2 separate regions of the Homo sapiens genome follow, and region 1 is linked to region 2. The links are chromatin contacts, found by Hi-C in ENCODE. All regions are on one chromosome and are shown on one strand. Each heading gives the region's core, a stretch centred on a gene start or an enhancer-like site at or near the end of the contact. The rest is flanking DNA. Distances are from core to core; before and after follow the strand shown.

The links. A loop is a pair of places that touch in the nucleus more often than their neighbours do. Pooled maps may share reads with other maps.
Region 1: a pooled map shows a loop between it and region 2 (10-fold over the local background). The contact joins two enhancer-like sites. A Hi-C loop is called at or near these places in 3 of 50 pooled maps.

The regions. Positions count from the first base shown.
Region 1 is chr10:63,172,312-63,176,457 of GRCh38, forward strand. It overlaps JMJD1C (jumonji domain containing 1C), which reads right to left. Exons shown (of 26, transcript NM_032776.3): 24 at 3,986-4,146. Among named protein-coding and RNA genes, the nearest start is that of NRBF2, 41 kb to the left of the region's middle. Within about 2 kb of position 2,045, at least 2 of the 41 ENCODE cell types and tissues checked have a DNase peak (open chromatin) inside an H3K27ac peak, as active enhancers do.
Region 2 is chr10:62,382,593-62,386,865 of GRCh38, forward strand. All of the region lies in intron 2 of ZNF365 (zinc finger protein 365), which reads left to right. Among named protein-coding and RNA genes, the nearest start is that of ZNF365, 10 kb to the left of the region's middle. RefSeq lists an enhancer at 1,024-2,223. Within about 2 kb of position 2,344, at least 5 of the 41 ENCODE cell types and tissues checked have a DNase peak (open chromatin) inside an H3K27ac peak, as active enhancers do.

The DNA.
Region 1 (4,146 bases), core at 795-3,294, 790 kb after region 2:
TGGAAGTAGCCAGAGAAAGCACATATAGGAAGAAGTAAACATTTACATGTTTTACAAAAAGCCCAATACATATAAATTATAGAAAGCCATAAATTTGTTTTCCTCTACCCTTGTGCAAAAACATGTTGTTACTGAGAACGTATTTTCTGGCCTTCAGAATAGAGACTTATTAATAATACAAACATTAAGTGCATTATTCTAGGCATGGGAAGAGAGCAATGGAAAAGATAAATCTCTTACTTCATCATGCTTACGTTCCAGTGGGGGTTAAAAGACAAGCAAAGTGAGTAAATTATAAAGCATATTTTAAGGTGACAACTGAAATGGAGGAAAATAAAGCAGGAAAGACGACAGAAAGTTGGGGGACACAATTTACAGCTTTAAACTAGACCTCACCAAGAAGGTGAAATTTGAATGAAGCCTAAAAAAGTGTAAAGAAGCAAGTCTTACAGATACCTGACAGAAAAACGATTCCAAGCAAAAAAGATTAAGAAGCACAAAAACCCTGGGGGAGGGGGGAAACATACTTGGTGTGTGTGAAAGAAGCAAAGAGGGCAGGATGGCTAGAGAGGAACTAGGAGAGCCATACGAGATGAAGGCAGTGAGACAGAGGGGGAAGTGTGGATATGTAAACCAACCTAACTTTTTAACAAGGTCACTTTGAGCCTACTAAAAGACCACTGTTCCCAAAAAAGTAGCAGCAGGGACACAAGTGTAAGCATGGAATCTCTTTGGGGTAACAATGATTGCATCTGGAAAAAAGGAACTGGGGGAAAAATGTGAGATACTGAATTTTCACCGTGAACTTTTTATACTTTTGAATTTTTCTGTTTATGTATTACATTTTCAAAAGAAAAACATTAAAAAGTAGTATTTTCAACAAATAGTACTGGAACAGCCAAATGCCCATATGCAAAAAATTGAACCTCGCTCCATACTATGCACTACATACAAAGATGAACTACATTGCATACCCAAATGTAGGACCTCAAACTATAATGGTTCTAGAAGAAAATGAGGAGAAAATCTGAGTGATCTTGGGCTAGGCAACAATTTTGTAGATACTATGAAAATACCATCCATAAAAGAGAAACTGATCAACTGGACCTCATCAAAATGGAAAAAACCAGCCAGGTGGGTTGGCTCATGCCTACAATCCCAACACTTTGGGAGGCCAAGGCAGGAAGATTGCCTGAGCTTAGGAGTTCGAGACCAGCCTGAGCAACACAGCAAGACCCCATCTCCACAAAAAATTAAAAAATCAGCTGGGCATGGTGGTGTCCATCTACAGTACTAGCTACTCAGGAGGGTGTGGTGGGGGGATCACTTGAACCCAGGAGTTTGAGATTACAGTGAGCTATGACTGTGCCACTGCACTCTAACCTGGGCAACAGAGCAAGATACTGTCTTTTAAAAAATGGAAAAATGAAAAAAAAATGCTCTTTGAAAAGAGAAGCTACAGGAAAGGAAAATGTATTTGTAAAACACATTATCAGATAAAAGACATTATCAGAAATTGGCAAAAAACACTCAAAACTCAGTAAGAAAAAAAGCAGCTAAATAGACAGAATATTTGAACACATATTTAACCAAAGTAGATATACAGATGGCAAATGAAGATATAAAAAGATGCCCAATGTTTAGTCATTAAGAAAGTACAAAGTAAAACCACCATGAGACACCACTGTACACTTACTAGAATGGTCTAAAAACAAAACTGACAGTAACAAGCACTAGTGAGGAAGCAGAGGAAATGAAACTCACATAACCCTGCACTGGGAAATGAAAATGGAACAACCAATTTAGAGAATAGTCTGGCAGTTTCTTAAATTTAATCATACATTATAGTATCACCAGGCAATCCCACCATTCAGTATTTACTTAACAGAAATAAAAATCTTTGTTCACATAAAACCATGTATATGAATGTTTATGATAGCTTTATCTATTATTGCCCCAAAGTGGAAAAAACCAAAATGTACTTCAGCTGGTGAATGTACGGATTTAAAAAATGAAAAAAATATTCATACAACTACCCAGCAATAAAAAAAGAATCAACTGATAAATACAACAATAGGAATGAATCTCAAATACATTAAGAAAAGCCAGACTTAAAGGGTACATACTGTGTGAGTCCAAATTTACAGCATACTCATAAAAGAGGAACTATAGGGACAAAAAAGCAGATTAGTTGCAGGAACTTTGGGTGGGAAGAGGCTGACTATAAAAGTGCAAGAGGATGCCGAGCATGGTGGCTCATGCCTGTAATCCCAGCACTTTGGGAGGCCAAGGCAGACAGATTACCTGAAGTCAGGAGTTCGAGACCAGCCTGACCAACGTGGAAAAACCCCATCTCTACTAAAAATACAAAATTAGACAGGCGTGGTGGTGCATGCCTGTAATCCGCAGCTACTCGGGAGGCTGAGGCAGGAGAATCGCTTGAACCCGGAAGGCAGAGGTTGCAGTGAGCCAAGATCGCGCCACTGAGCTCTAGCCTGGGCAACAAGAGCAAGACTCTGTCTCAAAAAAACAAAAAACAAAAAACAAAAAAAAAAACTGCAAGAGGGAATTTTTTCGGAGTGATGGAATTGTTCTACATTTTGATTATGTTGTTACCTAACTATGCATTTGTTGAAACTCACAGAATTATACATTAAATAAGGTAAATTTCACTATATGCAAATTATATCTCAATTTACAAAAATGACTACACTACCTAGGTTAACTTTATAAAAACTGACATTGGATAAATTCAATATGTGAATAAAGATCTTCAAGGGAATCTACTTTGTATTATCAAAGGATTATTCCTATGTACAAAAAGATTTATAATACTAGTCTCTTAAATAGGCTCTTCTTTTGAGAGCATTTACATTTGAATACAGATTAGCTATTTTCTGCTAAGAGTCTAGAAGTCAAAGAAATGGTGTATAGGGTGAATCCCAGATTAAACATGAAACATAAATAATATGACATCTCTGAAATAATCATAAGTCCATGGGAAAATATAACCACTTAATGTAAATACATTTTTTCCAGGAAATTATCATAGAGAAAAAGGTATTTATTATTATGACATTTGTATTTTACTACTGTATCATAAATGCCATTTGAGATCTAATAATGATAAATCTGACCCTGAATCTGACACATCCTAAAAGCTAAGCAATTATTATCACCTAAGTAGTATTTGTATGGAAGAGTGCCATAAATGCTAAAACAGTCAATGACTATACTTATATAAAATGTGAGAAAGTTTCCTTGGTAAACTAATATACATCAGCTACATCTCAATTACTTAGCAGTGGAAAAGGTGGAGAACCAACTGTTGAGGCAAAGCAGCTTTTGAGTTTTTTCTGGTTTCCCTGGTACACCTTGTTAATTTTAAGGGTTAACCTGGGCTGTAGTAGCCCCATTCCACCTATAGGAATCCACTGTGTACTTTTAATCCCACCCTCCATAACCACTGCATCTATTCTATGCCATTTTTCCCGGTGCTGGAAAAATTAGGTATTTTAAACTAGGTATTTATTTTAGTTTTTATGTTTTGTGGATCAACAGTTATATAAATTACATACCATCTTTCTTTAGACAGGCCCCTGATATGCTAGCATGCTGAAGAAAGGTAGGAGGTATGCTTAAAGCCTGATAAAAAGTCTGTATACTGTGTCCCCCCATGCTTTTAAGCCTCACTATTCAGAGGTATACATGTCACCAGGAGGGCTTAAAAATCAGATTTCGATCTATTAAATCGGAGACAGTATACAAATAGAAATCTGGCTCATGTTAAAACAATTTAAAATCTTAAGGAAATTATGTGAGATTTCTGCAAGCACTGAGATGTCATTCTAATAAAGGCAGACTGGTGCAGGTAATTCTCTTATTTGCATCTTCTTCCATTTATATCTATACTAAGAGCAATTTTTTTTTCAAAACTAGTTCTTTCAGTCAGTAAAAAATATGTTAGAAATAAGTTTGTATATACCTGATGAAGTGCTCCCGCTGGCAAAACAATAGCATCACCAAGGAACTGAATAAGAGTACAGGTTCTGACTCCATATTCTTCAAGCAGCCTTTGACGGAGCTTTTTGTTCACATACCAACTTTGGTCACGTATTGGATCATGTTCTGGTAGAACTTCAAGGC
Region 2 (4,273 bases), core at 1,094-3,593:
ACAACCAATGAGAATAGTTTGATTTTCTCATTAGCGTTAAGGGCCAACAAGAGTAGAGATGGGCCATGCCTTAAGACGTGCAGTTGTTGCAGATTCAGGCCTGTGGTGCCGGAAAGAGAGCGCAGGAGCCGACTCCATGCTATGGGTTTGCAGCCAAGCTCCCTGTGCTCGGAGGTGGTCGACTCCTGCTTTGGGATTTGCCTTGTGGTTGACGTTATGGTCTGTCTGAGGTGCTCTGTGATCAATAGCTAGACTATTTTTAGCTGGAGGTATTTTTACCGTTTCATATTCCTCTGAAGAGGTTCATAAATCAGTCATGTAAAGTGAAATTTAAATAAGTTGGTAGAGCTTCGCCTTTGGGAGGAGAAGCTGATGTTAAAGTGTTTAAGAATAGAAGAGAGGCATCAGTTTTAGATCCCACCCCCTACTCCTGTAGGAGGTACCCGTAGGTTACTCATTGGTTTTATGCCCCAGTACTTGTCTGGAAAAAGGAAAAAAGAAACTTAAGGATCTCTGTGTTGGTTAATGATTTTCGAGTAGAGATATAGTTGCACATTTCATGCATTCAGCAGAAATGCATTAATCCTGTATTGTGTGCTGGGCTCAGGTTAGGTACAGGGGGTACTTGCAGACAGTGAAGGAGCACACAAGGTCCCTGAACTCACTGATTTTATGGTCAAATGGGGAAATGGCACACTGGTTCATTGTGATGTGCATGGTGATAAGGTACAAACTTCTGTGGAAAACACAGTAGGCCATGTCATGTACACCTGGGCATGTGTCTGAGAATACTCCCTGGCAAGAGAGTCTGAGGTTAGAGGAATAGTTAATTGATAATTAATTGTGGGGGCTTGGGAAGAGGAGGAGGAATGACCCTGGCAGAGGGAACAGCATATCCAAAAGTAAGTGTGGCTCAGTGCAAAAATGAAGGAAGTTAAAATAGACATAAGAAATGGTTTGTTGATAGTAGATTATAATACATGATAGGATCAACGTGTTGTCACTCATTAAAATGCATAGTTCAATGCCTGTGCAAAATTGCAGTGAGCACCACAGTGCGTGAACGCATATTTCCATTACTCTCTGCACATGCTTCTAGGGTGTATTGGTCACATGATAGCATGTCTTTGATTTTTCTGAATTAACCTGTCTTTAACCCATCTCAGAAGAAGTAACTGAGAGGATTCCATCTGTAAAAAATGAAATAATATTATCTATTTTTCAGACCATATGGTCATCCTGTAAATTAATGAACGCATGTGTGAATGGATATAACTGAAGGTTTGGCTCTCTGGAAAGGGCTTTTTCCCTCATTGCTCCTCTTCTACTGTGTTGGTTTCTGGATACCTATCCATCTGACAGATTTCCAGATCTGGAAATCATTCTGCATAATAATGAGCTTCAAGGTCAGTTTCTTATATTGTACTGGTATTTTTTTTTTTAGTGTCAAATATTGCTTTAAATAAGCATGTTTTCTACTGAAGCCTAAAACCTCTGATTTAATAATATTTGGCCTTTTTTTTTTTTTTTAAATAAAGAAGAAGTCGAAGATGGGGCCGGAAGTGGCTTAGAACCAGTTAAATTTCCCCAACACTGGTCTGCACCCACACCCTGATTGAGTTTCACTCAGGTTGGCCCTTATCTTCTCATCTGGCCTTCCAGCTTTCACACTGTATTCTGAGTCACAGGGTTGAGAACCAGAAATAAAACCACACAAGTCTTCTACTGTTCTGTCCGATAGCATCATATTATTCTTCTTCTTAGTCACTTTTAACTAGCTTTGTAATTACGTGTTTATTTCGGTATTTCCTTCTTTCATTGTTTGACTCTCTCACTACATGTATCCATTATATGCTAACGTAAATAACATATTTTTATGAAAAATAACTGTTTTCCCAAAAATAATTTAGTGAAAAGAGCGGTATTGTTTTAAAAGTTTATGTGTGGCTTCATAGAAGGCAGCTGGACTTTGGTAGTTCCACATTCAGTCTGTTGCAAATTTGTTGTTTTGGTTGAAACAGATGAAGAAAATCTAGTCTCCCACAGATACATAGTAGGAAATGGAGGGGTATTTTAATAGCCTTCTCAGATAATCATGGATATTTTGCTTTGATGCTGTGCCAAATGTGACAGTTGGTAGTTTCTTAAAGAGTCATTGCAATGTGGGATCTGAAACCATATCAGTGAACATTTTGTACTTTCTTACGTTGAAATCTATTGGTCTGTCTTGCACTTTGAATGGATATTTTATTGTTTGGAGTGTAATTATGAAAGAGGTTACAAATGCAATGTGTTTAACCCCTTTTCTTTTCCATTCAGAAAAACCCCAAGATTCTTTGGGGAAATAAGAGGTGGTTCTGGATATTCATCCAGACTGAACAGGATGTGAATGAACGGTGGATCTGAGATGTACACACATGATATTCCACAATTAGTCACTTGGTTTTGATCCCTTTTTCATCTAACAAAGATACCCTACACAATCTCAGTATGATGAACTTCTCCAGTCTTTCTCTTGTGTTTAACCTGTCTTTTAAAACAAAATCATAGGATACCATCAAGCTTGTTTTAACTGTTTTTTTCCACCCTAGTTGATGTAATACATCTACAAACTGAAATTAGGTTAGCAGTTTGTGCCAGGTTGGTTGAAAAATACAGAAGGTATTAACTTCTCAGCTTCAGGGCACAAGATAATTGGTTGAGAGAAGTTAGAAAAAAGATCCTTCTTTTCTGTGACATGGCATAACATTCCAGGAGCGTATTAAAATTAATATTAAAAATTAATATCAGCATTAATATTAATTTTTAAAAGTTTCATGTAGAAACAGTGGCAAAATATGTGATTGAAAAATACAGCCACAATCATAAAAGGTGTTGCATTCAAATTTGTTCTCTTGCTTTTGTGATGCTAATCCCCTGAGATTAAGCCATCAAATGTTGCTGTCTTCGCATATGCTAGACTGTATAGCATGAAAGCCCTGGAATGGTAAATGTGCACAGAGATAAATGACAGGAAAAAAATATACTGGATATTGACAGTAGTTGCTTCTGAGTGGTGGGATTTTGGGTCATTTTTAGTTTCTTCCTTGTCCTTTATAAACATTAATTACAACAAATACTTATTCAATATTGTGTGTCAAACACAAATGTGTTGAGTGCTGGACTTAGAACAGAGAACAAAAGCTGATTCTGTCCCTGCCCAGTTGAATCCTCCAAAAGGTCAATTTTTATATTTTCCTTAATATATGTGAACCATTTCCATAATAAGATGTAGGAAATATTGACCGAAATGAATTTTTAAAAATGGTACTTTTTTTTTTAACTTTTGGTTGTTTGCCCTGTAAGTACAGTTTGGAGACAGTTGCATCATTCAGTTATCCTAAATATCTCCCAGGAAATCTCTACAACAGGCTTGTAGAAATTTGGATTCTCAGACTCCAAATGAATTGAAGCCTTAATGTTGGAAATAAGAAGTAGTAACCATTTTCCTGTGGTGTATTTCCAGAATACTCCATCCCAAAGGACCTAAACCATAAGCAAGAACCATGAAAGGGCTGGGGATGCATTCACATGGGCCCGCCACTCGTTTGCTGCTAGTTAAAGTTTGTGGCTCATGTAGGAAGCAGATCAAAGTGAATGACGGTAGAGCTTAAAAATTGGCTTGTGTTCATGGCCTGAATAATGAAGACCTTGAAAAGTACACATCTTCTATTGAGGGCTAATATGGAAACATCTGGAAATAAACTTGAAACTTGACGATGAAAAAAATTCTTTTCCAGAAGGACTCTTATTTCTTGTGTGTGGATATTTCTTAGCTACTGAAAGATGATGGAATTATTATGGAATTAGGGTTTATGTTTGATCCTGGTTGGGAAACTAGAAAAAACAGGGGCTGGTATCACTAGCATTTCTTTGAGTGAATCATTATTAGAGCCAGCCTGTTGTCTGTTTTTATACATATGTAATTCCCAAAGTTTTGTAAGGATGTGTGATTCTATAGGAAGTGTCAGAAAAGTTTCAGTATGGCCATGTGTGGCGTAATGTATTTGTGAGAGAAAAATCATGACTAATTGTAAAAGTGGCACACTGACTATTAGTACAGAAGAAAAGAGCTGGAGGTCACTACCAGCTATTTTGCAAAGATCTTATGTAAAACTCTGACTTCCTGAGCTAGACTTCCCTGAAGTTCTACTCCCAAGAGAATTACAGAGCTCAGTGGAAAATAAAGATCAAGTGGAGGTTGAGAAGATGTAGAGAAGCCAATGAATTTAAT